2 separate regions of the Homo sapiens genome follow, and region 2 is linked to region 1. A link is a loop called in an ENCODE intact Hi-C map of the cell type or tissue named here. Cell type or tissue: GM12878. All regions are shown on one strand. Links, peaks and the distances in the headings refer to the core of each region. The heading gives the core; the rest is flanking DNA. Region 1 has its middle 130 kb from the start of TRD-GTC1-1. Region 2 has its middle 230 kb from the start of MIR4303.

Region 1 (15,467 bases), core at 2,572-10,571:
GGCAGGAAATTGGAGTACCATCCCTGGGAGAGTGGAGAGGGAAAATGTGATAGATGTTCACCCTGGGGTACAGCAATCAGCTGAATGGATCACAAGTGGACGTAGCGACATGGATGCTTCTTAAAGGCAAAGTTCTGAGTGGAAAAGTAAGAAACAAAGCAAGATTTATGACAATGTTATTTATACAATACCATTTTAAGAAGTTAAAAATACATACACACAAAGCACAGGATACATTTCAGTTGTGTGGTTGGTGATTAAGAGCATGGATTTTGGCCGGCATGATGGCTCACACCTGTAATCCCAGAACTTTGGGAGGCCGAGGTGGGTGGATCACCTGAGGACAGGAGTTTGAGACCAGCCTGACCAATATGATGAAACCCCATCTCTACTAAAAGTACAAAAATTAGCTGGGCATGGTGGCATGTGCCTGTAATCCCAGCTACTCGGGAGACTGGGACAGGAGAATCTCTTGAACCCGGGAGGCAGAGGTTGCAGTGAGCCGAGATCACGCCATTGCACTCCAGCCTGGGCAACAAGAGCGAAACTCCACCTCAAAAAAAAAAAAGGAAAAGAAAGAAAAAAGGAAAAAAAAGAGCATGGACTTCAGGGCTCAACTGCCTAGGTTCAAATTCCAACTCCGTTGCTTACTAGCTGTGTGACTTTAGGCAAGTTACTTAACCTTTCTATACCTCAGTTCCTTCATCAATTAAATGGGAATAATAAAGGTAAGTAATTCATAAGGTTGTTATGAGAATTAAATGAAGGATTACACATAAAAGACTTAGAACAAAGCCTGGCACAAAGTAAGTTCTATATAAGTGTTTATTATTATTCTTATATTTTGCAAACACCACACAATGAAAAGATGCATATTAAAAACATTAGATGACTGGCCATAGGAAATGGGGATGGGACAAAAAAGAATAAACAGCCAAATAAAAGGAACCGTGCACATAACAGTGATGCTAATTTACCATTAACTCAGAAGTATGATAAATTTAATCCTCTTCAGTTAACTTTTTTTTTTTTTTTGAGATGGAGTTTCTCTCTTGTTGCCCAGGCTGGAGTGCAATGGCACAATGGTGCGATGGTGCAATCTCGGCTCACCGCAACCTCCACCTCCCAGGTTTAAGCGATTCTCCTGCCTCAGCCTCCCAAGTAGCTGGGATTACAGGCACACGCCACCACACCTGGCTAATTTTGTATTTTTAGTAGAGACAGGTTTCTCCATGTCGGTCAGGCTGGTCTCAAACTCCTGACCTCAGGTAATCCGCCCACCTCAGCCTCCCAAAGTGCTGGGATTACAGGCTTGAGCCACCGCGCCTGGCCAACATTTTTTTTTAAATCACTAGCATTTACTAGTCAAGCTGTTATTAACCACTTACCTCACTGGGAGTGATCTGCAAGAGGCATTTGTGATAAGTTAACCATTCAGAGTTTAAAAACTCACCCTATACTTAGAACCAACATCATACTTAAAATATGACCACAGTGAAGCCCACTTTGCCCAACATCCATTCTCAGCCAACCCTGCCCCTTGGGGAAAAATTAACAAGCATTTATTAAGTGCCTACTATATGCAAGACACTGCATTGGCTACAATTAAGAAAAATAAAGCCATTGAAGTGCACTTTTAAAATACAAAATGCTAAATTGAAGGGCAAGTTGAGTGGTACCTACTATATCTGTTGAAATCCATTCAAAAGTACTTCCAGCTGGAATACTGGGGAACCCTTTGCAGAGATAGTGGGAAGCAGAGCTAGCCCCAGCAGTTGATAGTGGGAAGCAGGGCTAGCCCCAGCAGTTGCTTGAACGACCCCTAATGGGTCTCCATATTAATGGATGACCAAGAGATACACAGGAAAGGAAGACTCGTAACAATAATTCCAACTGACTTTAGCCTCCAGGTTAACTAATACCTCGTGAAACCTAATTACTACAATTAAGATGGGCCCCTTCCCTAGAGGGTGAGCCAGCAGCATCTGCACCATGGACAGCAGATAAACATGAAGTTATTATTTCAGAAATTGAGGGGAAAAAATAGTTTCTAGACCACTTACTTTTTAATGTTATCAAATCATTAAAAATTACTAAATTGTCAGCAATAAGATACAAATGCTAAGTGATATGATTATGCTGTGAATACGGTCCTGATTTCTAAAATGCATTAGCACAAATATCAAATCCATAGCTATGATATTTGCACTACCACACATCATTCCAAAATCCAGTCCAAAGAGAAGTCCCATTATTTTACCATCCTCTTATGATTCTTGGCAATTTCAGACTGCAATGGCCAAATTGATGCCGAAGTTTAGAATATAGAAACCTGTGCATGCTGACACTATCTATGTCTCTTTCATAAGTAAATTATGTGAAATCAAAGCTTTGACTTGGCCAGCCTTCATACTGGAACCCAATAGAATAGAAGTGGTTGTTCTCCTTCCTTATTTTGATTGGATGGCATTTTTTAAAATAAGTTATTGTAAGGAACCCACATTCCTCTTGGGCCTTGACTTTGTGTCTTAAAATGTTGAAGTCCTTTTAAAGCCATGTCTTTCCATGACTGTATCAATGATGAAATAAGGATTAAGATCACGTTTTGCGGCAAGTGACTAAAGCCCACTTGGCTTTGGAAAGACAGATGTATGTTCTCCCTCCAATAAGCATTGGATGTCCAGTGCTGGCAGCTCCACAGTCCTCAGAAACTCGGGCTCCTCCATCCTTAAACAAGGCCTTCACCTTGGGGCCCAGATGACTGCTCCATGCAGTTCCGGGCACCACATCAACACTCCGGGCAGCAGAGAAGGAAAGGGGAGGAAGAGAGTACACAATCTTTCTTCAAAGAAACATCTGATGAGTTGCACACACTATTTCCTCTTACAGCCCATTGTCTATGGCTACATCTAGCTTCAAAAAAAAAGACTGGGAAATGGAGTTGTTATTCCAAGCAGACATGGCCCATCTAAAATGAAGGATTCTAATGCAACAGAAAAAAAGGAGAATGATTTTGGAGGAAAATTAGCAGACTCAGCCACACTGTTTCTGAATAAAATAATGATGATTTTTTATACACTCATTTCCCATCTTATATATGCCCTAGTATACTGCACAATTCCCAGTGTTACCATTTCTATCACAAAAGAATGAAAAAGAAAAATAATATTCGACTATTTCTAGTATTCAAGAAATATTAGGCATTGCACTGGTACATTCACATTTGTTACCCCATTCAATTCTCACATAGCATTAGCCTCATTTGGGGAAATTGAGATTCACAGCATTGATATGTGAAATGGGAGCATTTAAGCTTAGAGCCCCTCCCAGTTTTCTCTCCCTACAAAATGTATTTAACTAAATTCTTCCCTTCCTTAGAATCCATCAACTTCTTTATTCAACTCTCCCCACAACCAAGACCTTTCTTCTGAAGCACTGATAAATAAATCAGGATTCTGCCATGCATCTGTGGATGGATGAATTGCCAGTACTCTTGATGTGAAATGGGCATGCCCAAATGTTTCCATTCCTATTTTAAGTAACGAATTCATGTTCTTCATGCCCCTATCATTAGCAAGAGCTTTTATTTTACCGTGTGCCATTCAGAAGCACTACATAACATTATGGCTTGTGCTCGTGCCATGTAACATTGGAATGGGTTCAATTGGCTTCCACCCCAGAATAACACCCAATTTTCAGGATGTGATTTAGCAATCCTTCCTTCCTCTCAACTCTAAGTATGTGTCATCTGTATCACTGGAATTTCAAGGTAATTGAATTCATAATTATAGCAGAAGATATTGAGTGTGTAATACATGCCAATGATGTGGAAATGATCGATGAGGTAGAGTGGGTTGCAGTAATTATTATTGTCCCCATTTTACAGATGAAATCACAGCACCTTAGAAAGGCTAACTTGCCCTAGTTCTCATAATTAATATGTAAAAGAGCTGCGACTTGAACTTCTTTTTGATCAAATAGCTCAGACCGTCAACCTGCCTACTATGAATGAGGTACCGGCTAGATTGTTGGCAACACAGCAGGTAGACAAGAGTCAGTCCCTGTTATCAAGGGATCACAGTTCAGTGAGCTAAATAGAAACGTGCCTTCAACTGCACTGCGCTACACTGAAACAAGTGCTAGTACTGGATAAGACCCAGTTGTTGTTGGCGCCAACAAGAGAAGTAGCTAATGTCACACTTAGAGTAGAAGACCTTGTGTTATAGCCTATCTTTTCTGTGCATGGCCTGTCTCTCTACCTAGGAAGCAGAGTCTCATACATCTTTGTTTCCTTATTCTCTAATACAATCCCTGACACACAATAAGTGTCCATGAAGTGGTCCAGGCTATACAACCAGCTCTTGCATAACCCAGAGTGAAGCCCAACTACCCTGACAAATAATACAATTTAGGACTAAATCCACACTTTCTAGCTGAGATGCAACCTGCACAGAATTACACTACGTTTATTTTTCAACCCATGGTATTGGAAGACACGTGAACTAGTTGGACATGAAAATCCCAGACTGAACAGCAGCTGGACTGTTTTTAATCCCTGGAGCAGGACAGAAGGGACAGGCTTTAGTCATGTGACAAAGGAAGCAGCCACAATACAGAAGATTTCTGAGCAGTGGGGAAGATCTGCAGTGCTCAGGACCGAAGTTGCTTTCTTTCTTAAAAATGCCTGTCAGATGTCTAAAAATCCTCTCTCTAGCAGCAAAGGTGAAGGCATTATCTAATGACCAAAGTAGACACTGAACCAAAGTGAACATTTGAGAGAAGCAGTGGACAGGCAACTGTAATAGCAAATTGGAACAGAAGTAGCTAAAGCTATAGAAACACAATTCATCAGTGGATGAAGTCATCGTGATTTAAGTTTGTACATGAGCAATTTTAGACAGAAAGACTGAGAATTCTCTGCAGTTGAAATGTCAACCCAAATACAAAAAAAAAAAAAGACTATTCTAACATGAAACCACATAAATCAGCATAGTAGGTAGATTGATGTGGGACATGAAAGAGATTCAGCATAGACCAAAGAAAATACATGGTGACCAATGTGGCAACAAATGAAAACCAACCAAACAAGAACAAGCAAAGCCTCCTTATTCATTCAGAGCTTGTTATATAGCAAGGGAACCAGCCACTATCACTTGCATTTGGCAAAGACTCAAAGGCAGAGGAGTGAGAAAGCTTCATCATGGAGAAAAGGGAAGGCTTCAGGTGTGCCCTGTTTGGAGGCTTGTTGGCCTGGGGAAGCTGGAGGCAGGCTAACTACAAGCGGGGCATCCTACCTGATGGGTATGGGACATATTTGGCTTACTCTGGATATTTATAAATTGGAAACAAGGACAAAAATTAGAGATACTGTCAGTTGTTAATCAAGCTTGGCAATTTGGGGCCAACGGCTACAGGAGTTATTGTTTGGCTTCCTGGACCAGTTTCTAGAAACAGCGGTCAGACTTCCTGCAAGTTGATTTAGAGATAGCAGGCTGACTTCCTGGGCTAGTTACTAAAAATAACAGATTAGTTTCCAAGGCTGGTTGCTGCAGATTGTGGGACAGAGTTCTGTTTTTGCATATTGATTTTCTCCTCAGGGAAACACATTTTAGGAAAATCTAGTGTAGGGCGGAAGTCAATGTACCATGAGCAGGACCAGCTTCTCCTGCCACTTTCTAGTTGTGTGATTTGTGCCAAGTTGCTAGACTTCTTTCACCCTCAGTTTCCTCATCTGTAAAATTGAGATACTGCATAAGAGTTTGATGAGGATTAAATAAACCAATATACATAAAGTCCTTAGCATAGTGCCTAGAACATGGAAAGTAGCAAATTAATGTCATCTGCTGTTAATGTAATCTTACTAATATCTTTTTTTACCTGACTTAATCCAGGAACTTAACCAGAGAAAGGGGATAAAATTCCAAGGGATAGCATTTCAGGGAAAATCCACTGGAGAGGTTTCATAGGCCATGAAGCATATATTGAGTGCTCTGTGTGATAATAAAAAGACTAATTGGGAAAAGTCTGTATATACCTCACCCCAAGAGAAGGATACCATCAGAGAGTTGCCTTTAAATATTTAATATCTTATGTTTGATTGATAAATAATATGCCTGAGAATAAATTTACTCCAGAGACAGTTACATGGCAGCATTGTAAAAAAAAAAAAAAAAAAAAAGTATAGTAGAGGTTAAAACAGTCTGCAAACTTTTGAGAAGAGACAACAAAAGAATGCATGATAATAAAAATCTCATGACATCTTCAGAGATAAGCACTATAATTATGCCTGTTTTACACACAAGAAAACTGAAGCAGGGAGGGCTCAGTAACGTGATAGTCATAGTCAAGATTCAAGGAGAACGCTTAGCAGCTAAGTAGGAAGTTGCAGCAAAAAAAAAAAAAAAAAAAGGTTGGGGGAGGGTCTGGGTGATTCTCTTAAGAACACACCACAGAGAGATGATGCTTAAGTACAAATGGACCGAGAGAATGGGACAAAAAGTGTATAATCACTAAGTTCCCCATTCAAACTTTCTCCATATTATAAAACACTGGCATCTTCCATTTTAGCACATAGGGAATTATTGTATTTCATTTTTCGCCTGCATTTGGCATGAAGTTTCTCTGACATGTTATTCACTCCCTAATGGAAGAAGATGCCTGAAAGAAGCAAGTTATTCTGTTTTCAACAGGACCAAACCTGCAGCCTTGGCCCCCAAGGCTCTAAGGACATCGTGTAAGTGGCCAACTGTAGGGCAGGCTTTGGTTCAAAGAGCCTAAGTCAGTAAGAAAGGAAGAGGAGCACCCCCTAAAATTGTTTGGTTGATTTAACAAAGCAGTTTGTACCTTCTGAAATGTACAAGTTGCTAAGAAATTGCATTGTTTTCCTCTTTTTGTAGAGTACATTCTTAATGTGGTATTTTGGTTTGTGTTTTATGATAGGTGCTATAGTTTCAGGGTTTGAATATGGGTTTCATTAATCCCATAATTTGTGCCTCCACTGGAAGGAACTGAATATTCTAGACTTGGTGCATAGTGCCCTCTTCTGGATGAAGTGAAATCTCCTTTCCTAATATGCAAACCTGGAGATAACGAAATGGATGCTAAAAGACAAGGGAAGGCTCCAGAGGCACATGGGTGGGAACTGCTGTCTCCCCTGGGAATACAGAAAGAGTTTGCCCATCCCCAATGTGGTCTGCAAGACCCAGGCTCAGTCCTATCCTAGTGAAGGATGAGAGAGTGCAAGATGTCTGTGACTTATAAGGAAAAACAAAAAACAAAAACAGGCAAGGGAGGATATGGTCACTGTCTGGATTCAGAAATCTAACCAGAAATCTAAACACCTGAGAATGAGTTGGATGGCTGAAACTAATCTCACCAGAACAGTTCAGGGACCCAAACAGAACTTTGGTGGTCTGAAGAAAAGAAATGTCACGGCCGGGCACAGTGGCTCACACCTATAATCTCAGCACTTTGGGAGGCCGAAGCGAGTGGATCACCTGAGGTCAGGAGTTTGAGACCAGTCTGGGCAACTTGGTGAAACCCTGTCTCTACTAAAAATACAAAAATCAGCCGGCCATGGTGGAACGTGCCTGTAATCCCAGCTACTCCAGAGGCTGAAGCAGGAGAATTGCTTAGAACCCAGGAGGCAGAGGTTGCAGTGAACCAAGATCGCGCCACTGCACTCCAGCCTGAGCGACAGAGCGAGACTCTGTCAAAAGAAGTCACATACTTACTATTTAGAATGACTCCTGGAAATTTGATCCTGTTCATCTCCTAAATTTGTTTAGTTCCGATCACAGCAACTGAGTTGTAAAACATGTAGACTGCAGTTAATGGATGCTTTTTGAAGAAGTGCTAATCTAGAAATACCAGACTTTTCTAAAAAGAATAGGAAAGGAATGTGTCTTCAATGGTGCTGTCCACCAATGTTTCTGGTTCTCCTCCTTCTGGGCACAAATGAGCACTGCACTTTCTGTACCTCCATGAAGTTAGATGTGGCCCTGTGGCTTGCTGTGGCCAATAAAATGTGAGTGGAAGTTAAGATTTAAAGAAGCGCTGCAAAATTCACCACATTTCCTTCCCCTTGCCACCACAAGGTGGGCAAACTACACTCCCTGCAGACCAAATCCAGTCCTCTGTCAGTTTTTATAAATAAAATTTTATTGGAACACAGCCATGCCTATCTCTTTACACATTGCAGCTGTTTCCATGCTATAATGGCAGTTAAGCAGCTGCAATAGAAACCACATGGCCAGCAAAGCTGTGTACTGTGCTGTCTGACCCTTTACAGAAAAAGTTTGCCAAACCCTGCTCTTGGTGGTGGGGTCACTGAGAGAAAACGACGTGGAGGGTAGCCATGCAGAATGTGATGGACATGTATAAGAATGAAATAAACCTTTATTGTCTTTGGGTAGTGAGATTTCAAAGTATTTCTGCTACTGCAGCATAGCTGAGTCCATCCTGACCCTACACGGGGTAAAGAAAAATCGCTGACAAAAATAGAAAAAGAGAAAGTATAGAATTGAAAACACCTTGAAAGAGGCTCTCCAAACATTATTGATAGAAAATATGAAAATTCAATGGCATTGACATTATCTTTTAACCAGGTGGGGAATAAGCATGATCCCCACATACCAATGAGGCTATTTTTCAGTTAAGCCAGACAAAGACATGATGTTTTTCCCAAAATTCTAAATGAATTCATTTCTATATCCAAGGAAGGCCCGCCAGCTTTAATCAGACACCGGTTTGTTTTATGAGAGGAGTGAAGAGGCTCATTACAGCAAATCCCAGGCACACGTTGATAAATTCCTAAACTTGGACTCTGATAAAACTCAGGAACACACTTCCCATTCCACTATTCTTCTGAATCACTGAGCCAGAGGCAGTGCCTGATTTGTGACCTTCAGCTGTCCGCCATCCCTCGTAGATCATTTCCACCTAATAGACCCTTAAAATTGTCATCATCTTCTTTCCTTCCACATTTGAAAGAAATGTTAAAGATTGATCCACCACTGGGTTAGCTATTTTGCAACTTCCCCCACCTGTTTAAGAAGGAAGCAATTGTAAATAAATGCAGCTTTCCAGGACATTTTAAATGGTAGCAATCACAGCAATTTCAGCCACACAGAGGGGAGGGGAGCAGAGAGGAGCGAGAGTGGATATAATGGGCTATAGGTAACATATTTCACCTCTAGGGAACCAGGGTAAAGCTTTTCCCAGTTCCCTCAGATTGAAAGTTGTAACCACCTAACAGCTAGTCAGGAGCTTGGAGGAAAAGAAATGTTCCCTGCCTTGTTTCCCATCAGCCTTGACATCACATCTGGCTAACTCTAATCGCCCCTTTGTGTACCAAGGCAGGATGCAGAGGAATGAAGAGACATGGCTTCTTGTTGACTGGACCCTAGTGGAGAGAGATAACAGGTACCCACATAAGATCATTGCAGCTAAATAGGGGACTTTGATCAGAAAAGTCTCTGCGCACCTATTAATTAATTCAACTGAAACTGGGGTGGGGACAAAGAGACAGTGGCAGGAGGATGTGCTCAGTCTCAGGGGTCAGCCTCTAGGCATTCTGTAAAGCAGCTCCATCTTCCTGACGCTATGGATTTGTGATGCTCAAGACTGCTTCATCCAAATTCAACTCAGAATGGAAATTCTTCTAATACAGAGCTCTCCCTCAGGCTGTGACAAGTGTTCTCTACAGGCCCAAAGACTAAGAAGAAAGAAAGGAAGGGTTTTTTCCTTCTGTCGTTAGTGCCAGCCTTCTCTGTGAACCTGTCTGATTCCTTCCAATCTATTCCAGAACAATAAGTAGAAATGAGCTCCCCCATCCCTACAAGGCAGGTGGAAGCCATAAGAATGAAAACAGAGCTGGGAGCCCCAGTTGAGGAGTTAAACTGGGTCCAGCATTTTGGTTTTATCAGTTGCCTGGGCTTACTTGTTGAGTTCACAGATGACTTCTAACTAGGACAGCTGCTGAATACACTGGAAAAACAAAAGTTCAAAACAGCCTCACTAAATTAAAGGTGAGATCCAAAGCCACCAGCAAATGAAGGTTAATAGAGAACCCCTACTGCAGCTTAGATTAAGGGAAGAACAACAAAACTTCCCAGGTACAAACAGCATGCAAAAGCGCTGGCCATGTATGTATGACAGAAGAAGATCTGGAGATCTTAGTGGACAAGCTCATTGAGTCAGCAACATCATAGAAGTGTTAACAAGAATATAAAAGACAAGCTATGGAAATATCTTCATAGATGCATGCATTCTTTTATTCAGCAAACTTTATCAAATGCCTTCTATGCTCCACGTATTGTGCTAAAATTTAAGGCAAAGCTCAGTAATCTACAGCAGCCCACCAGCCACACTATTTTTGCATGGCCCTTGAGCTAAGAATGATTCGTACATTTTTAATATAAAATATAAAACAGAGTATTAGCCTTTTGGAGAGAATAGTCGCTCAAAGAATACATTGCCTCTCAGCCTGCCAAGTCTAAAATATTTACTCTCTGGCTCTCCTCAGGAAAAAAAAAAAAAAAAATTGCCGACCTCTGATCTAGGAATACAAAGTTGAATAGGAAGTGGCCCCCACCCTCAACTCACAGTTTGGTGTGAACTATACAATCAGTATCATAGTACTTTGTTCTCTCCTGGCTTCACAAGATAGAAAAAAAATGAAGAAAGTGATAAAGATTAATAAAAGAATGGGAAGAAGAATTTATGAGAAAAGTTTAAAGGAATTTAGATTATTTACTCTGGAGAAAAGGAGTCTATGGGGAGACTTAAGAATAGTCTTCAAATATTTGAGGGGATATTATTAAGCAAAAGGCTTTCCGTCATGAACAGAAAGATTAATAGAACATAGGCTAAAAAAAAATTTATTATAGAGATGGAAGAATTTCCTGAAAAGCTTTTAAACTTCTACGATGAATTAGAATTAGATGAGATCTAAATTCAATGAATTGAGAAATCCATTTTCTTTAAGTCTCTAAACCTAGCATATTTTCTCATCTGTCTGAGAGTTTTAAGGGCTGTTTGAGTATTGTCCAAGCTGACAGTGAAGGATAGACTAGATGCCCTGTGTCTGGGTCTAGCTCTCCAATTCTTCTCTTCAGAACATGGGGCTTTTCAGAAGAAGTAAATCTTTTTACTTCTCTGGGCCTCAGTTTCCCCCTCTTGCAAAATAAGAGCCTCATATGCTCTTAGTCTGTGATTTCTTAGGCCAAAACCTTGAAATGGTTCAGCAGCCAAAGAAAGTAAAGGAAGTTAAATTATCTCATCTCACAAGGGAAGAGGCAATAGATGCTGTTTTATTCTTGATGTAAATAAGGAAATTTAGACTCAATATGTATTTAAGTTAAAGGTAGCTACTAGTTGGAAAAAAATAGAATATGTTCACTGGAGGGAAAAGATCAAAAGAAACATGAAAAAGTGACTCAAGATTTTAAAAGGAAAAGGGGGAAATGTCAAGGAGGCATATACAAAGAAAGACCTAAAATAGGATAGCAGTAAGAACTAACATTCCATAATCACAATCAATGTGATGAGGTTCTATGCTCCTCTTTAAAAGACATACATTCTTAGATAAGATCTAAATTCAAAATTCAACTGCATGTTGTTTGCAAGACAGCCACTGAAAACCAAGGGACTCACATGTGTAAAACATAAAGGGTTCAATATGGAACTTGGTTAATCATATGCACACTGCAGTCTTTAGGAATCAAGTTGTCTTATTTGGATGTGACCTGTGCCTTTGTCCCAATGTGACCACTCCTTGCTTTTTAGGGAAGGTCACAGAGAAGCATGGTTTAAAGACAGTTGTTAGAAACTGAAGGTATTTGAAGGTATGGTATTCTTTCCATATACTGACTCATATCTAGAATTCTCTGTCAGTAGAAGGACATTGGTGTTGGAATCACATAAAGTACTATTTCACCCCAGTTCCATCATGTTGTAGCAATGGTCATGTTAATTAAATCCTGGCTTTTGATCAAAGAGAGATATGCTATAACATTGGATATGCTATATGCCATGCAATATAACTCAACATCTCCACTAATGTCTAATAAGCACCTTACACTAACACATTTAAACAGACTTCCTGATGTTGCACATCAAATCTGCTTCTCCTACAGACTCACCATCTCAAATGGGAAAATTGCTCAGGCCAAAATCCTGGGCGCCATCTCTTTCCCCTCTCTTTATCTCATACTCCATATATGCTGCAAATCTTGTTGGCTCAACCATCAAAATATACCTACCTCCAATGCTACATCTCTGGTTTCAACCACTATTGTTTCTTCTTTGGATTGATACAGTAGCCTTGGAACTGGTTTCCTGACTGTAAACCTAGACTCCTCTAGTTTGTTCTCAACACAGCAGCCGGACTGATCTACTATGTGCAATCATGGCACTATGATTGATCATGTCATTCCGCTGCTCACAACTCTTCCATAGCTCCCCATCTCAATCAGAGTTAAACCCAAAGTCCCCCAGTGGCTTCAAGGTCCATCTGCTGCTAGCTCTATGGCCCCTCTCCTCACAGTTGCCCCCTTGCCCACTTCACTTCACCCACACTGGTCTCTTTGCTGTTCCTTAAACTGGCACTCAAGCACACACCAATCACAGAGCTTTTGCTGTTCTTTCTTCCCAGAACCCTCCTCCCCCTGATATCCAGATGATTCCCTGCCTCCTGTTCTCATGTCTATGCAAAAATACTGTTAGACCTTTCCTGCCCTCCTATGTGAAATGGCAACACCATACTCCCTAGTTTCCTTCCTCTGCTTTATTGTTTTCTATAGCACTTACCTTCCCTGGTATTTTGATACTTACTTGTTTTATTGTGCATATTTTCTGCCTCTCATTAAAAAACTCCAGAAAGTAAGGCACTTTGTCTCCATCACTACTGAATGCTCAGAACTGGAACAGAACCTGGCACTTTTTTTCTCCTCAACAAATATTTGCTGAAGGAATATGAACGTGCTTTGAAAATGATAAAGCACTGTATATATGGATAATTATTATTTACATGGGTGGGCAAAATGAGATTTTTTTCTTAACTTCCAGTTCATTTTTCTCCACAAGATATCCTCTTGGCTCCATCATAAGGAGATTCTTCCTCTAACTACCTAAAAATCACATACTGCCAATTTTGGTCATGAGACACCCAGAGGTGATATTCAGAATAGCCTACAACCTGTTCTGAAGGAAACCATGGGAGTGGACCCAACAACCCATTAAAATGATTCCAGATGACACCAGCATGTACTGCCAGAGCAACGTCAGCCTGGAGAAACTTAGGACTACTGACAGCAGTTCTACTACACCACTGTCTTGTAAAACTTGTAGAGAAATAAGTATTGAACTAGGAATCAAAAAACCTGGTTTGTTGCCACTTCCCCAACTCAGGGTTTCTTAACCTCAACACTACTGAAACCACATAATTCTTTCATATAGGAGATATTAGCAGCATTCCTGGCCTTTGCCCACTAGATTCCACTAGTATCTCCTCCCCACTCCCACCCCACCACCAGCCGTGGCAGCCAAAGTTGTCTTCAGACATTCCCAAGTGTCCCTTCAGGTTGAGAACCACTACTCTAACTCCTATCTATGGAAACTGAGATAAATCAGTAAACCTCATGAGTGTTAATTTCTTCACTTGTAAAATAGGAACAGCAACACCTATCACATGCAGTAGCTTTAAAGACTCAAGAGATAATATATACAACAAGTACTTAACAAATTTTACTGTATTATTATTATACCTATTAGTTTTCACTCCTGACAAATAACTGGAAAAATTTATCTTGCTCTGATAAATGACTTTGCTTATGTAGGCTACACTGACGACAGGCATATTGCCTTTCTACAATCATAAAGTTGAGCTTTTGTGTGCCTTATCAGTCCACACCTGCAAGACACAAATTATCTCCAAATCCATTCCCTGGTTGGTTTCTCCCCTTAAAGAGCATGCCCTTTAAAGAGTACATTTAGAGCCAGCCTACTCACCCATGGTTAATTCTGTGGGCTGTTTATCTACAGTAGGATTTATTTGAGTCTATCTTGGTAAATGTAATGAAGCCTGGGTGTGCTTTTATGGGGATGTGAGGTGAAGCTAGGGACAGCAGAGAAAAGTCTTAGGTTAGTTTTGGAAATGTCATTTCAGAATCACTTAAATTGGAAAAGTTCTAGACAGTTCTAAAAGGAAAACTCCAATTAACAAACCCATCACAACAAATAAGACAGAAAACCCACGTCTGCTTTTTGGAGCAGAGGATAGTATAGCATTTGGTGTGAATTCTATCTTGGAAACTATTAATAGCCTGCTCTGCCAATTTTTCAGTCCCCTGCCCCCAAGGACTGGACAACTGAATTGCGTGGTAGACTGCATCTATTGTGATATTAATTTGGTCTTTCTCTGGTGAAAAGACATAAATGAATGGATGGTAGGAATCTAGGAAAATGGATATAATTACCCCATTTTGCAAACGAAGAGACTAAAAGAGGTTTCATAGCCTGTCCAAGGTCACACAGATAACTGATGGAGCCAAGAGATGAACTCAAGTCAGCTACCTTCAGATCCCAGCTCTTTGCATTAAACGGTGCTGAAATACCTTAACATTCTTGGAGTTCATTTACCTGCCCCGTTATTTCACCATCTGCCCTACAGAAAGGAATGGAAGAAAATATAAGCAGTTTTTAAGAGGATTGGCACATTTACAAAGGGCAAAGCCCAAAAATCTGAGAAAAGATATTGGGTTGATATTGTTGATATTGAAAGACAATCGGGCCTTCCCTGAAGCTACCACTGGTGAACCAGCACCAGGCAGGAGTTTCTGCATCTAAACCCTCAGGAGGATTCACATCTTCTCTTATAGAAAGTTTGAACTGGCCAGGCATGGTGGCTCATGCCTGTAATCCCAGCACTTTGGGACGCCAAGGTGGGCGGATCACCTGAGGTCAGGAGTTCAAGATCAGCCTGGCCAACATGGTGAAACCCCATCTCTACGAAAAATACAAAAATTAGCTGGGCATGGTGGCAGGCATCTGTAACCCCAGCTACTCTGGAGGCTGAGGCAGGAGAATTGCTTGAACCCAGGAGGCAGAGGTTGCTGTGAGCCGAGATCACACCACTGCACTCCAGCTTGTGCGACAAGTGCAAAACTCCGTCTCAAAAAAAAAAAAAAGAAAAAAGAAAGTTTAAGCTTATTGAACCTTAGCCTGCCAGGTAGGATGCATGCCATGAAAACTGCCTCCACCCAGGGGTGAGATTCAAAGCACACACAGAGTGTCAGGGGAGATAACGGATACAAAATTTCAGGAAGAATAAGTTCAGGAGATCTACTGTACATCATGGTAACTATAGTTAATAATAACATATTGTATAATTGAAAATTGCTAAGAAAGGAGATTTTAAGTGTTCCCACTATGAAAAAATAAGTATGTGAAACCCACAGCCAACATCA
Region 2 (15,467 bases), core at 3,858-11,857, 150 kb before region 1:
ATCTCATTTCATCCATGGTAGGAAGAGCAGGAAAGGCAGGTGATAGGGTGGGGAGTGAGGTACTACAGTTCCCATTCTCATGCTGAAGAAAACTGAAAAACCAGAAGATTAATAACTCACCAAGGTCACATTCTAGTATGCAGCAGAATGAATGAAGGGAAGGAAAGGAAGTTGAATGCAAATCTGCCTACCTACTAAAAAGGAGATCTTTTCCCTACTGCTCCTCTTAACACAACCAGTTAAAAGCTACATATCCGCTCAACATCTTGCTCTATCCTTTTTTTTTTTTTTTTTTTTAATCTTTAGACAGTCTCGCTCTGTCGCCCAGGCTGGAGTGCAGTGGCACAATCTCAGCTCACTGCAACCTCCGCCTCCTGGGTTCAAGCAATTCTCCTGCCTCAGCCTCCTGAGTAGCTGGGATTACAGGTGTGCGCCACCACACCTGGCTAATTTTTGTATTTTTTAAGTAAAGATGGGGTTTCACCATGTTGGTCAGGCTGGGCTCGAACTCCTGACATCGTGATCCATCCACCTCAGCCTCCCAAAGTGCTGGGATTACAGGCGTGAGCCACCGAGCCCAGCCACTCTATCCTTTTTTAGATTTCCACAATGCAAACTATTCAGATGAAGGTCACTCAACTGAATAGTGCTTTAACTTTATATACATAAAAATTAAGTGTGGTCTTAGGTAAAATGACAGATAAGGTCATAAGTGTTTATGTTTCTTTCAAGCCTTGTGACCTTATCATTAAGTTCCAAATAACCTTTTGTCTCTAGGAGTGGTAATTTGGTTTGTTTGTTTATACTGTGAGGATCTGTATCTCTCCCTTTGGCCCAACTTATTAGTTTTAGCCATAAGCAGCAATCAGTGAAACATGAGGTTTTGTTATGAGATAGTTAATTCCAGTTTGGAACTCGTTGGTATTTTGGGAAATTTTTAAAATGTCAGCACATTTGCTTTTGGATCTATGAATATTATTTTGTTCTGGAAGCTCCTATTTAATGTGTGAGATTAATATTAGTTAGGGCATTGCCAAAGAAGAACACACTATCTTAATATAATAGGCAAAAAACAATAATTTCTCCTCCATATACTAAACAAGCTCTGATTTTTTTAATTAACTGACAAAACATCTAGGATCTAAGTGGTAAAATTAAGTTGGAATGTTTTAAGGAGGAAATGCACAGATTTTTTGTAGAATTTTTCTAGGATCAGTGATGTTAATGTGAAGTACGAACTCATAATGCTGATTTGGAGACCTCAATGCATTAAAATGTTGGGTGACAAGGCAGATTCTGTGGATGCTCCACCCATATCCTTCCACGCCATACCTTTTCCTTACGTACCAGCTTGATTTCTAAAGGCTGGCATTTGCGTCCCCTGCCTAAGAATTTTCTTTGGCTTTCTATACCTTTTCTCCCCGAACACACAGAAGTGTCAGGAAATTTACACCTCTGGGAGCAGCCCTCAACTAAGGATAGGAATTGGTACATAAATACCCCAACTCCAAAACCCCACAGGATGACTCTGAGGTGCATGTCTTATACTGGCTTCTACCGTGGCCCGGGGATGTTCCAGGTTCTCACAGTGGTAACTTGCCTGACAATATATTCTTTATTAGCTGTGTCTCAATTCTCTACTCTCTAATCAGTGTACCCTGGGATCACCTTCCAAGTAATCTACTTGCATTTCCAGGAGACCAGAAACATGCCACCCCAAAATACGCCTCTTCTGGTGTAAGGATTATGATCTGAGACCATTCGAAGCAACAAATACAGGAAAGCTCTCTGTTCTCCCTCTATTTGCGTAAAAGCAGGACACAGATTTACAAAGACAAAAGATGTCCTGGCCCCCGTTTCTACCAGGAAGAACAAACGTTGGCCACTGAAGAACTTTAGACCCTTATCAGCCTAGAGATGGTACCAGAGGAATATCTATTAACCAGCTTTACTAACAAGCCTTTATCTGCCAGTTATTTGCCTTCCCCAAGTTGCTGCCCCCCAGAAACTCAAAATCCTTTCCTTTGTGTTGTTCCTTCTCTAAAAAGGTAACTGTTCTTTGTTGAAGATGTTACCTAAGCTGGAATTCAAAGCCACCTCTTTGAGAACTACTCATTTCCTGGGTGTCTCCCATCTACATAAAATATGTATGTTAATAAACTGTTTTTCTCTTATCTGTTACAGGGGTCTATTCCAACCAAGAAATTATGACGGTTGAAGAAACAATCATTTTTCTTTCCTACACATTTGAACTCTTATATCAGAATCTGCTTCAGAGAGAACCCAAACTGAGACAGCTGCCTTCATTTGGGGCTTAGCCGTAAGTCAGCCAAGGCTGTTATTCATTCCTTTTTCAGGGAATATTTTTAGAGCACCTATGACATTCCAGGCATTGTTCTTTTAGACATCCAGCAGCGACCAACTAAACAAAAATCTTTGCCTTCATGGAGTTTACATTCTCATGCAAGGAGACAATAAACTACGTAAAATATATTGTAAGGCAGATTTTGATAAGTAGAGGAAAATAAAGCCAAGCTAGATAGGGAATGCCAGTGGGTGAAGTGTGCCATTATAAACAGGTAGCCAGTGAAGGCCCAAACAAGGGGGTAAAATGTGAACAAAGACTTGAAGGGGTTGAAGAGCAATCCGGGAAGGAAGAGCATTAGTCTAGGTGGGAGGAAACAAGTGCAGAAGGGACAGGAATATTCCAAACCAGTAAGGTCACTGGGGCTGGAACAGAGTGAAGGAGAGGGAAAGTGACAGGATGAGTCATATCTACTATTGTTAGGATTTACTGTTGTTATTTTTGTCAATATTACTATTTAATAGGCTTCGTTTGTTTTAGCATTTTCTTATGAAAATTACAGAAAAGTTACCAATTTTTTACAGTGAACACCCATCTACTCACCACCTGGATTCTACTATTTTGCAATACTTCCTTTTCATGCATCCATCCCTCTATCCATCTCACTATCCATTTACCAAGCCATCGTTTTTAACGCATTTCAGAGTAAATTGCAGAGATTTAGCAAATGCAGCCATTATGGAGATACGGTTTCTAAACCTGACAGCATTGCAAGGTAGATACTATCTCCCCATTTTACAGAGAAAGAAACTGAGACGCAGACACGCTGAATAACTCAGCTAAGGCAGTAACACAAACACATGGCTGAGTGGGGATTCCAGTGCAGGTCTATTGATGGCAGTGCTCATATTCTTTCCATGGTGAACCAACTGCCACTCTCGAACAGCGGATTAATGTGGAAGAACAGGCAAGGAGTTGGGAGTAGCTATACTTGTCTCTGAAGGAAGCTGTTTCCTTTCACTATTTCCTCTGCATCTGAAAGGCAAAAACCCAGCGACGTGCTGGTAAATGTTTACCACCCAGCTCTTTGGATAGAGGTGCAGAGACAAGGAAAGCCTTGTTTGCAACATTTGCCAATTTCTGTGGCATTAACATTCCTACCATGGCAGGTTTCAACCTACCAACCTGATGTCAGGTTGCAAGCTGGTATGAGCTGGCACCAGCACACCACTGTGGATTTTTCAGTGTCATACTGTAGTTAACAAGTATCACTTGTAACAAGTAACAAGCACCAGATTCAGGATCAACACCCAGTGTCTATATCCAGTGAATGCTCAGTAAATTTCAGTGGTGGTGAGGACAAAGATTGGCAGCCTCCTACCCACACCCAGCATCAGATATCTGGGCACATGCATACATGCACACGCACACACACACACACACACACACACACACACACACACACGCTTTCTTCCCAAGGTGGATAGTAGTATATTTGAATAATGAATACAGGACACTACATATAGCACATTTGTGTAAAGCAAACTTCTCCACAAAATGCAAATAAACCTCTTTCTCCATGTAATTCCCAGCTCTTGATCCACTGCTCTGGTTCTTCCCCCTCCGCCGCCCGCCCCCCACCCCCCAATCACCACTTCTACACCTCCCTGAACATTAACAATGCTTTTCTTTGGCAAGAACACCCTTGCTGTTCCCTGGCACCAGAGAACATCACATTTTTGCATGGGTTGAAATCATAAATCACTTAGAATGCAGACAACCTGTTGGAGAAGTTTGCCGTTCTTTTTCCTTCTTGAGCTTCCTTTGATTGAGATGTTCTTTCACCTTTGGAACATGTCCCAGGGCTGCTCCTGACTCATGCTGCGTGTTCCTTTTCATCATGCCAGCTGAAGACCCCCTGCAAGCCGGATTCCTTTTATCCCTCAACCCTAATTGTTCTCTGCCTTCTTCACTCAAATTTCCTTCTGCAGCCTTTCTCCAGGGGTCTCACACACCTCAGATAACATTCCTGACCCCATTAACTAAATCCCTCTGGTCTTTCAGTATTGACTGAGGCCACATGTATTGACCTTGGTAGGTGGTTCTAGGTTCGACTTTGCAAAGACGGGCTTTTCTGAGTTGACTCGTGGGTTATTTTCTCCTTCCCTATGACATCCCACCTTCACCCCAATTCCCTCCTATCCCATATTCTTACTCAATGCAGGCCACATCCCCAGCAGTCTGTAGCGCAAATAACAATCATCTCTAACAGAATTAGTGCGAACAAAGTCTGACACTTAGGACTTTAAAGCATTTTTTATAGTATGGCAAATCCGGTTACCATGCAACAAAGAACAGCTAACTGTTAAGAATTAATAATGAGAAATAAGTATAGATAATGGTTTAGCTGACACTGTCATATTTTAGTACAATATGTTCTGAAATATTTGCTCCTTTGGGTTGTGAATGTGCTATTTTTGTCACTAATAAGCCTATAGAAGCCTAGTGGAAATGAGAAGTTTTCTCAAGGAAAGTGAGGCATTCTGAGATTTCTCTGATAAGGGGAAAGGGTCAATGTGCCTGTAGTTTCTGTGCTTCATTAAAATTCTGCTTCCATACTGTATAATGTGAGTAATATTAATTTTCTAAACATTCGTGTAGAGCAGCTGCTAACTAATTTCCATAACAGTATTCCTATTCTACAGGCATTTTAAAAAGGGGAAAGAAGATGACTGCTGACTGTCTGCCAAAAAGAAAGGCTCAATCTAACCCAGTTCTGAATCATTCCAGACCGAAAGAAGGAAATCATTAGGGACATTGACTTCCCAGTCAGGGGACTGTCTGGAATTGAACAAACTGCCTTAGCCTCTGAGGATGGTGCACCTGGTATAAGCTGGGCACTCATTCACTGGGCAGTCCCCTTCCTCTAAATGCCTTCATGGTGGCCCAGTTCATGTGCCCTGGACTAGCTAATGATCAGAGCATTTCTGCAGCCCCTGTCATACTGGGTTCAGCTGCTTCCCCTTTCTTCCTGATCCATGCCACTGAAGTCCCAGCAAAACAAGTGTAGTTAAACCTGTCTAAGGTGTTTCAGGGATGGCAACGTACCTGGGAAACTTTGGACCCCTTGTATTTCACAAGCTTGCTCTCAGGGAATCCTCTACCCACTCTTCTCCAGAAAACACTGGGATGCCCAGCCTCACAGTCGGGATATAATTCCTAGTGTTATATACTTTCTCAGGCTGAACTTTTCCTTTCCTTCTATCTTGTACTAAGATGAATAACAACTAGTCTCATGAATTTGAATACTATTAAATCTTCCTCTAATTCTCTCCAGCAGTCCTGTCCTTTGGGGGATATTTTCCAACTCTGCATTCATTCACCACCTTTGCAACCCATTGTCTTTCTCTTCAGACTCTGGCCCCAATTTGTCTCTCTAACCTTACTTCCCAGTACTCCTTCCCAAGTGCCCAGCAATCCCACCACACCAGTCTACTGGCCACTCCTCCACGTAAACTACGTCAAGTTAGTCCTCCAAGTCTTAATTGAACCTGGAATCTCTGAATAGATAACCCACCCTCCTTCAACCCTAGTAAATTTTTACTCTTCACGTCCTCCCTACTTACACAGACAAAGTTAATCACCTCCATTTTCAAGCTTGCCTAGTCTTTTATTCAAACCAACCAACTTAACATTTGTCTTATTGTTGGCTAGTTGGTTGGTTGGTTGGTTGGTTGGATGGTCGGTTGGTTGGGTCAGTTGGTTATATGCAAATCTGTTTCCTTTGCTTATTTGTGGCTGTTAGAATGCATGAGCCTCTGTTTTACCATTGTTTATATGCACTGTGCTTGTAACAGTGTAGGTACTCTATCGATCCTCGTTGAAAGGAATTTACTGTCAAAATACACCTACACAAGGATATGTAAAAATAGGTGATCATAAATTTTGTCAACTCACATACACCCATAATTAGAGTCAGCTCAGGTAAAACTAAATTACCTTTGCTTCTATTTTATAGGACTCCTTATCTTAAAAATGGCTGCTGTTTACTGATTATTTGCCATTTTCATAGATTAGTAAGTGTATTAATCAAGGTCCTCCAGAGAAACAGAACCATTGGAATGTGTATGTGTGTGTGTGTGTGTGTGTGTGTGTGTGTGTTTAAAGGGATTTATTATAAGGAATTGACTCATGCTCAATTCCTTTATGAAGAGTTCATTCTCCATTATGGAGGATGAAAAGCCCCACAATCAGCCATCTGTAAACTAGAGACCCAGAAAAGCCAGTGATGTAGTTCCAGTATGAGTCTGAAGGCCTGAGAACCAGGAGCACTATTGGTATAAATCCTGGTCCCAGACAGGGAGATGACTGATGCCCCATCTCTAACAGTCAGGCAGAAAAAAGCAAATTCTCCCTTCCTCTGCCTTTTTGTTCTCTTGAGGCCTTCAACAGATTCGACAATGCCCACCCACATTGGAGAAGACGATCTGCTTTACTCAGTCTACCAATTCCAATGTTAATCTCTTCTGGAAACACCCAGAGTAAGGTTTAATCAGATATCTGGACACCCTGTGGTTCAGTGAAGAAGTCGACACATAAAATTAACCACCACAGCAATAAGTCAATGCTAATAGTTACTGATGTCCTACAAGATGTTTATTATTATCTCCATTTTACAGATTTCGAACTGAAGAGTCAGGGAAGTGAAGCCACTTGGCCTAAGTGGCACAGCCAGTGAGTGGCAGAACTGGAACTCCAACCTGGGTCTGTTTGGCTCCAAAGTCTATGCGTCTCCCATTCCACCTACTACCACTCAGCACAAAAAGACTACCTCTGCCACCTCACTTCACAAAGCAGCCCCAAGAGAGAATCAGGAAATAGCCAAGAGAGGGGTTGCACCTTAAAACATTTTTCTCCCCTACCCACCCTCCATGTGATCTGCTTTTCTGCAGTATGTGGCCAGGGCTATGTAAACCCAAACACCATAAATCAATGTTGAATGAGCATTGTTGCTGCAGAAAGGCTATAACAGAGTATCATATGAGCTTTGGCCAGGCCCTGGAAGAAGTGACATCTATTTCCATACTTGGCATTTTTCCTCATGCTGTCGTCTCCTCTGCCTTTCTGTCTCCTCTTATACCCTCCCACATTGGCCCCACTACTCTCATTCTGCTCTCTGTCATCATGCAGTCATCCCTTCCCCCTTTTCATATTTTAAAGCTCACACAGCTGGTCCCCAGAGTCACTGCCTTCTCAACTGTCAAAATTGTCCAACATGAAAAATTGAAACAATAAACTAAAATGAATGCAACCGAAAGTGAAAACTACATGTGTGAAAATGGTCAAAATGCAAAGTTATTGTTCTCTGGTCTACTATCACTGAAAATTCAATGACTAACGTTTTTTTCACCCTTTACTCCAAATGTAGGGCTGGCCTCAACACACACTAATACAGCTGCGGGGTGTGGGGGGGACATTCTGCACACAATCTCCTTTGGAAGCCAGCTAAGTGACCGAGGATGAGTTATTTATTAACATCAGAGCTGCAAGTTCACCAAGAGTCACAGCAAGACTAGGTTCTAAATAATAAAAGTAAGAGATGGACTCCATAATTCATTTGGTGAAATCTCCATCAGATTTAACTGTTACCTGAGGGTTGATGGATTTTTTTTTTTACTTCCTTTTTTGAATACATAGAATATAAACACCCTTCCAAGATACACTTACAGTGAGACTAGGAAAGAGTCAGGAGCTTAAGAAAGAGGGTGCCTGAACAGCTAGATCCAAAAAGCTAGGCATTCACATGGTGAAGAAAGAGCTGAAAAAGAGATGGCCCAACTTCAAGAAGACTAGGAGAAAACCAGCCCAAAGAGTCTGGAAAGAAGACCCTCAACCCAAAACGTTTCCTCCAGCGACTGGCACAGAATAGACACTCCATATACATTTGCTGAATGAATGCATGTGAAAAAAATGAACACAGAGTAAAAAAGTTAAAATGATTAAGGGTATAAAATTTAATCACTTACTTCACTAATTGTTTTCACATTTCAAAACCTTGTAGTAAAGTTTATTAAGCATTCAGGAATACCTAAACAGAAGCAACATTAAGATGACAACTAAATATGTTCTGTAAATTTTACTCAATAAAAAGATTTTGAGAATTTACTGTGTCCCTACGGCCAAACACAAGACTTGGGAGGATTCTAAGATAAATTGGAGGTGGTCCCTGCCATCCAGATGACCATCTGGTGGCAGTCCCTTGAGCAGGTAAAGCAGCATTCCATTTCGAATGACCAAAGGAAAAAGCCTCCGCCCAATGCTATTTTCCCATTACCCCTCACAGGGCCTTAAATTATATCATTACAGATTAATTCTTTCAGGTCTTGAAGGTTAATTGAATCTCTTAAAAAAGGTAAAATACTCCTAGGACAGGTACCTTCTTAAGCCATTATCACCTGAGATTGGATCCAAGCATTCAATCACAGCTGGCAGAGAGCATATTAGACAGAAAGGATGGAGGAGCAATGGGGGGAGGGGTTTCAAGGAGGAGGAATTTGGGAAAGGAGGCACCTAAGAGCATCATTGATTAACTTTATTTGCAGGTTTCCTCATTTTTCCCATGTCCTAACCTATCGAGACTGGCATAGAAAGTTCATACAAGCCTGCACCAGCATGCCCCATACATCTTTCTGAAATATGTTTTCCAGTTCCTCACAGCTGGGTTTCTAAGCTCGACACCTGTATTTCCTAACCTGCTTCTGGTTCCTGAGACAGTTCTGATGATAACAGGAAATGCTTACTAGTTACTTAGTTTGAACCAGCCAGTATCCTACAAGCTTCACAAGAATTATCTCATTTAAGCATCTCAGCCATTCTATTCCCATTGTACAGGTGAGAAAACTGAGGGTCAGTGATATGATTTGGCTCTGACCCCACCCAAATCTCATCTTGAATTATAGCTTCCATAATTCCCACATGTTGTGGGAGGGACCCGGTAGGAGATAATTGAATCATGGGGTAGGTTTCCCCATACTGTTCTCATGGTAGTGAATAAGTCTCATGAGAGCTGATGGTTTTATAAGGGGAAACCCTTTCACTTGGTTCTCACTTCTTTCTTGTCTGCCACCATGGAAGATGTGCCTTTCACCTTCCACCTTCCACCTTGATTGTGAGGCCTTCCCAGCCATGTGGAACTGTGAGCCCATTAAACCTCTTTTTCTTTATAAATTAGCCAGTCTCAGGTATGTGTCTATCAGCAGCTTGAAAACGGACTAATACAGTCAAAGAAGTTAAGTAATTTGTCCCAATCACCTAGCTTTAAATTGCAAAGCCAGAATTTGAATATATTTAAGTCTGATTCTAGAGCCCAAACTCTTAAACTTAAAACTATAATAACCTATAACTCAGGTTGAAATCATTACAATAACCATATGAATCAGGCAGATCAAGGAAGCAATGGTCCCATCCTAACTTGGGTTCAAGGTCCAGTTCAACTGTGGGACCTTGGTCTTTAGCGTTCTCATCTCTAAGATAGCATTAATAAAATCTACTTTGTAGAGACATATGAAATCAGATGAGTTCATAAAGAAAGTGTTTGGCACAGAGTCCGTATTTCATAAATAGTAGCTGTAAGCTATGAACTTGCCATGAGCGCTTCTGTTCCGGTAATGTTCCTGTTGGCCTCCAGGGGATGCTCAAGCTTCTACTTCCTCCTCTCACAACATCTAATAGCAGTTCTTGACCTGACTATGCATTCAAATCTCCTAGGGGTAAATACATAACTGTGTACGTCTGCATTATATTTATAAAATATGTATCTGTGTGTACATACACGTATATACAAACACATACATGTCCAGGGAAGAAGACAGGACATCTCTCTTTTATAGGTTCCCTAGCATAACACACCGCAGCGCAACCCTAATGCACAGCAGAATTGAAAGCCACTGCAGTCGAAGAACAGCTAGGAAGGGTCAAGGCCAAGGACTTTGGAGATGATGCAGCTAGGAAATGGATGTTTCTGAGGGAGACGTAAAGTAGTTACAAGTTCTAGTGCCCAAGTTTGGAGTCTGTTCCTTGGGAACCCTTTATTTTAGGTTCTGTCTCTTTGTAGGAGCCCTCTCTTGGCTTATTAAAATCCTAGCCATACCCCAGCTCCTGGACTCTGAACTTGCCTCTGCCACTTTCTTGCAGCCTAGATTCCCTGATGAGAGGCCCTGACTCCCTGCAGGGACCCACCTTGTCACTGGTGCTGTCTTCAGCTAGTTCTGGGTAGAGGACGTGGATGGCCACAGAAGCGCCAGGCCTGCACCTCATGGCTGACCTTCCAGTAGCAATACCAAAGTGCAGAACAGATGTCCTGCCTTTTATTATTTTTTTTTTAGACAGGGTCTTGCTCTGTCACCCAGGCTGCAGTAGAGTGGTGTAACCATAGTTCACTGTAACATTAACTTAACTTAGGCTCAAGCAATCCTCCTATCTCAGCTTTCCAAGTAGATAGGAATATAGGTGCATGTCACTATGCTCAACTAATTTTTCAATTTTCTGTAGAAATGGGGTCTCACTATGCTGCCCAGGCTGATCTCAAATTTCTGGGCTCAAGTGACCCTCCCACCTTGACCTCCCAGCATGCTGGGATTACAGGCATGAGCTACCACACCCAGCCTAGATGCCCCACTTCTATCCACCCAAGAACATGACAAGGACCAGATTGGTCTTGCTTCAGCTAAAGACCCCTTTAAGTCCCAGGCTGAGATAAGACTGCTAGAAGCAGAATCTCTTTCCCCAAAACGAAAAATAAGCATGTCTTAGAGTTATTGACTACTACAGGCTGATCACACACTCACAGTTGAAAATCTTGTCCTTGTCTACCCTCAGTTTAGCTGACAAGGCCATTAGCCTGCCCCAGATGGGCCTGCTGCCCTCATAATGAGCAAAATGTAAATATTCTTTCCCCTCCCCCTTCCTCTCCAGGTTCTTCAGCTCCTCGTTTATTATTTTCCCAAACTATGAAAGACCCGCAGAGAAAAGCATGCTCACTACCCTCCCCCTGCCCTGAATTAGGAATCCAAACAGTTAATAAATTATCTGGATGCAAATAAGAGCCTGACGGTTTTTGTTGTTTTTTTTTTTTTTCATGAGAGGTGAAATGTCCCCATTTATTCACTCACTTGTCACTCAAACGGGGCTGAGCACGTATTCACCAAACTTGGCAGCATTTCACTCTGAGACTGAAAACAAACATGATAAATTTCTCCTCCAGAGATAATTCTGGTGATGTGTATAGGCCACTGAAAATGAGAATGTTATGACTTTAGCGCTGTGATAATATATGGTAGTAATTATATTAACAAGGGAAATTACATCTCTCTTCAGCAATTTCAGCTCATACCACCCATATGAATAGTGGGCAGCAGCAAAAATGCTGAAATGGTACCAGTAAAATAGGAGGAGCAATATTTGCTGAATTTAGAACCTACTTTAATCACTTTTTTAAACTGTATTGAGCTCCTACTATGTGCCAAGCACCCAGTGAGCACAGTGGGGAACATGAGGATGAATCAGACATGGTCCATGACCTTAAGATGCTTACCACACATCAGGGAAATAAGAGATCCACATACACGATTGTAATGCCAGGTAGGAAGTGAGAGATGGTCAAAGGAGAGGTGCAGATAGAGTTCTATGAGAACTGAAAAGAGGAAGCTGTCGCTTCTAGATGAAAGTATGATGAGGCTCTGGCTTGCCTGGAAAGCAATCAGGCACCCCGGAGGTGATGGACAAGCAACACCTTGCAGTTTTCCAGCATCAAGATAGGATGCAGATAATTAACACTGGAAATTCTGCCCACTGACCTAGCCCCAGAGAATATCCACCAGAATGCTCCACAGTTGGATGGCAATGAAAGCAAACCCCATATTCCATAGCTTCAAAAATCCTTCTGAAAAGCCTTTCACCAAGAACTTATAAATGTGTGGATTAATGGACTATAAATAGGGATTAAATGCATGAGCAAAATTCCATAATTCATTCTGAAGCTTTATTGGAACGAAATTTGAGATACTCGCTCTGTTCACTTCTAGCAATTTGATCAGCTTTTGTTTTCTTCCTCCCATGTGCAAGAAGACATAGGGAATTCCAGAAGAAATAAGACACAGTCCAGACCCAGGGCCTTGGAATCTCATAGAGGAGAAAGAAGCATGCCCAAAATAATCATAAAGATGATCTTCTATTTTAACAACATGATCTGGTGAAAACAGTATATGGTTTGGAATCAGACAGAATTGGGCTACATTTCTGCTTTGAAGCCTATCAGCTTTGTAACCTAAAAAAAAATTATTGACTCTCTCTAGATTGGCATCCCTTTATCTGGAAAGTGTTCAAATCTTAGGACTGTGGGAAGGATTAAATAGTATAGCATTATGGGAGCATTTTGTCTAATGTCTGCAGACATTTAATGAATCTGTTGAAAAATATGTGAAAAATGGGATGTGTCATAAAAAAATTATAAAGAAAATCGGAAAATTATCCTCAAAGAAAGAGACCATCTAAGAATTGGAAGAACAGGAAAGGCTTCATGAAGGTGCCATTTGAACAGGATCTTGGAGGACTGGTAGGGATTTGTCAATATGTGGTCCATTTTGGCTTAGGAGGATGGAGTAAGCATGGCTGTGCCGAGATATGACGCTGTATTTTTAAGTGGCTAAAAATTCTGTATGGCAAAATATTTGGCTGAGTGATTCACTCCAGGCAAATCAGTAATTAAACACGTATTGACCCCAAAATATCATACCCTAAATAATTAAAAATCCAATCATGGCCAGGGCAAACAACACCAGACAAGACAAAGAATGACAATTCTTCCAGAACATAGAAAAAAAGAGCTTCAAGAAGCTAACATAACATTTATGCCACAATTTTTAAAAATTCAAACAAAAGACCAATCCTTCTTACAAATATTAATGTAGAAGTACTGTAACACATGGAGAAACAGAATTCAGAAAGCATTGTAAAAGGATAAAACATCATAACCAAAGGGAATTTACTCTGGAATTGAAGGAAGGTTAGGGTTAAATATTAGGAAATCTATTTATAAAATTCAAATTTAAAAAGTAAAAATTGTTTAAACAGATGAGAGGAGAAACATATGACCATCTCTATGGGTACTAAAAGGTCATGTGATAAGATATAATCTCTATTCTTAACTTTAAAAAAACTGATAAAATATTAACAGACACCTCATTAATATGATAAATACGTAAACATATATATTAACACAAAAGTTAATATCACGATTAATAGGGAAATACTAGTAGATTCCCACTAAATCTAGAACAAGTTCACTTGTGCCATAATATTTCATATTACCCTGGAGCATCTAGCTAGGCAATGAAATTAGGTAAATGAAATAAATGACAGAAAAAAAATGATTTGCAAATAAAATGATTGCCTAGAAACCCAAGAAAATAAACTGAGGAATTATTATAAACACTAAGAGAATTCAGTATGGTACTGCTAAAAAAATTAATATATAAAAATCAATAGCCTTCATGTATACACATAACAATTACAAGAAATAATGGGAAAGACCCTCATTTTACAAAAGCAAAAATATATGTAATATACTTATGAATAAACTTTACAACAAATGTGCAGGAGCTATATAAAATAGTGTTAAAATGTCTTTAAGGGCAGGCATGGTGACTCACGCCTGTAATCCCAGCACTTTGGGACGCCGAAGCAGGTAGATCACCTGAGGTCAGGAGTTTGAGACCAGCCTGGCCAGTGTGGCAAAACCCCATCTCTACTAAATATACAAACATTAGCCAGGCTTGGTGGCGGGCACCTGTAATCCCAACTACTCGGGAGGCTGAGGCAGGGAGAATTGCTTGAACCCAGGTGGCAGAGGTTTCAGTGAGCTGAGATCTCACCACTGCACTCCAGCCTGGGCAACACAGCAAGACTCCTTTAAAAAAAAGAAAAAGTCTTTAAAAAGGCCCAAACAAAAGTGATTTAAACTAATGGAAAGGCAACCACATTCTTAGAAGGAAATCTTATCATCATAAAGATGTTAATTCTCATTCCGATTAGTAGTTTACACAAACCCAAAAATCTACCAAGGGGATTTTTTTGGAAATAAAATAACTGATTTAAAGTTTATAAGGGAGAAAGAAGGAAGAATAGTAGAAGATTCTGCAGGGAAAAAGAATTATGATGTAAGATTAGCCCTACCAAACATTAAAATGTAAAATAAAGCTACAATAACTAAGTAATATGGTACAAAAACATAAAACAAATATGCAGATAAATGAAAGACTAGGAAAGACCTGAGAAACACTCAAAAGCATATTGAAATGTATATATGCTAAAGATATTTTTGAATCAATGGTAAAGATAAGATATTGAGGATAAGTGAAACCTGGAGCTGGTTTCACTTCCCAATACTATTGGGACAACAAAATATCCATCAGAGAAAAACATTACATTGGATACCTACTTCACAATTTCCACAAAAATATCTCCCAAATGGATAAAAGATTTGAAGGTGAAAAATGAAACCTTAAAAGAATTATAAGAAAAAAGGAAGAGGCATTTTATTTTTATTTTTTATTATCTTCAAGTGCAGAAAGGCATTTCTAAGGATTATTTAAAAAACCCAAAAGTTATTAATACATTTGACTACATAAGAATATTTAAAGTCTCCATATAGAACAAAAAACAAGTTACAAAACCAACCTGAGAAAAATTTTTGCAACTCATAACAAAAAGATAATTTTTGTAGTATATGAAGAGCATCTACAAATAAATAAGTAAATGATGAATAATCCAATAGAAAACAATTAGCAAAACATATGAACAATTTACTAGACAAAATATAAATAGCAATGTAAATACATGAAAAACTGCTCACCTTATCCATGATAAGAAAAACGTAAATTCAAACTGCAGCTCTATATTATTTTTCACCTAACAGATGGGCAAAGATCTGTAATGTTTGATAAAACACTCTTAACAAGGATGTGGGGAAATAGCCATTCTCTTACATTTCTAATGAAATTGTAAATTGCCACAACCACTAAGGAGAACAATCTGGTAACATCTATCAGCAGTTAAAATATCTACACACTTTAACACAATTGGATTTTTAAGGAATCGATCCTGC

Evidence for each region. Hi-C counts contacts between places; a loop is a spot of excess contacts. Peaks named below come from ENCODE experiments on the same cell type or tissue, not always from the same donor. Only the 100,000 strongest peaks of a DNase experiment are listed, where the experiment ranks them.
Region 2: a loop joins it to region 1, with 2.4 times the contacts of the local background. A loop is called at or near these places in 13 of 110 quality-filtered maps.

Annotation. Positions count from the first base shown.
Region 1 is chr12:98,366,120-98,381,586 of GRCh38, forward strand. No RefSeq gene overlaps it. Among named protein-coding and RNA genes, the nearest start is that of TRD-GTC1-1, 130 kb to the right of the region's middle. In GM12878, for the core only: a CTCF peak has its summit at 7,041 (motif pointing left); a DNase peak (open chromatin) is centred at 7,038.
Region 2 is chr12:98,217,372-98,232,838 of GRCh38, forward strand. No RefSeq gene overlaps it. Among named protein-coding and RNA genes, the nearest start is that of MIR4303, 230 kb to the left of the region's middle. RefSeq lists enhancers at 4,877-5,046, 10,129-10,298 and a cis regulatory region at 10,214. In GM12878, for the core only: no CTCF peak of the experiment used is centred there; a DNase peak (open chromatin) is centred at 7,660.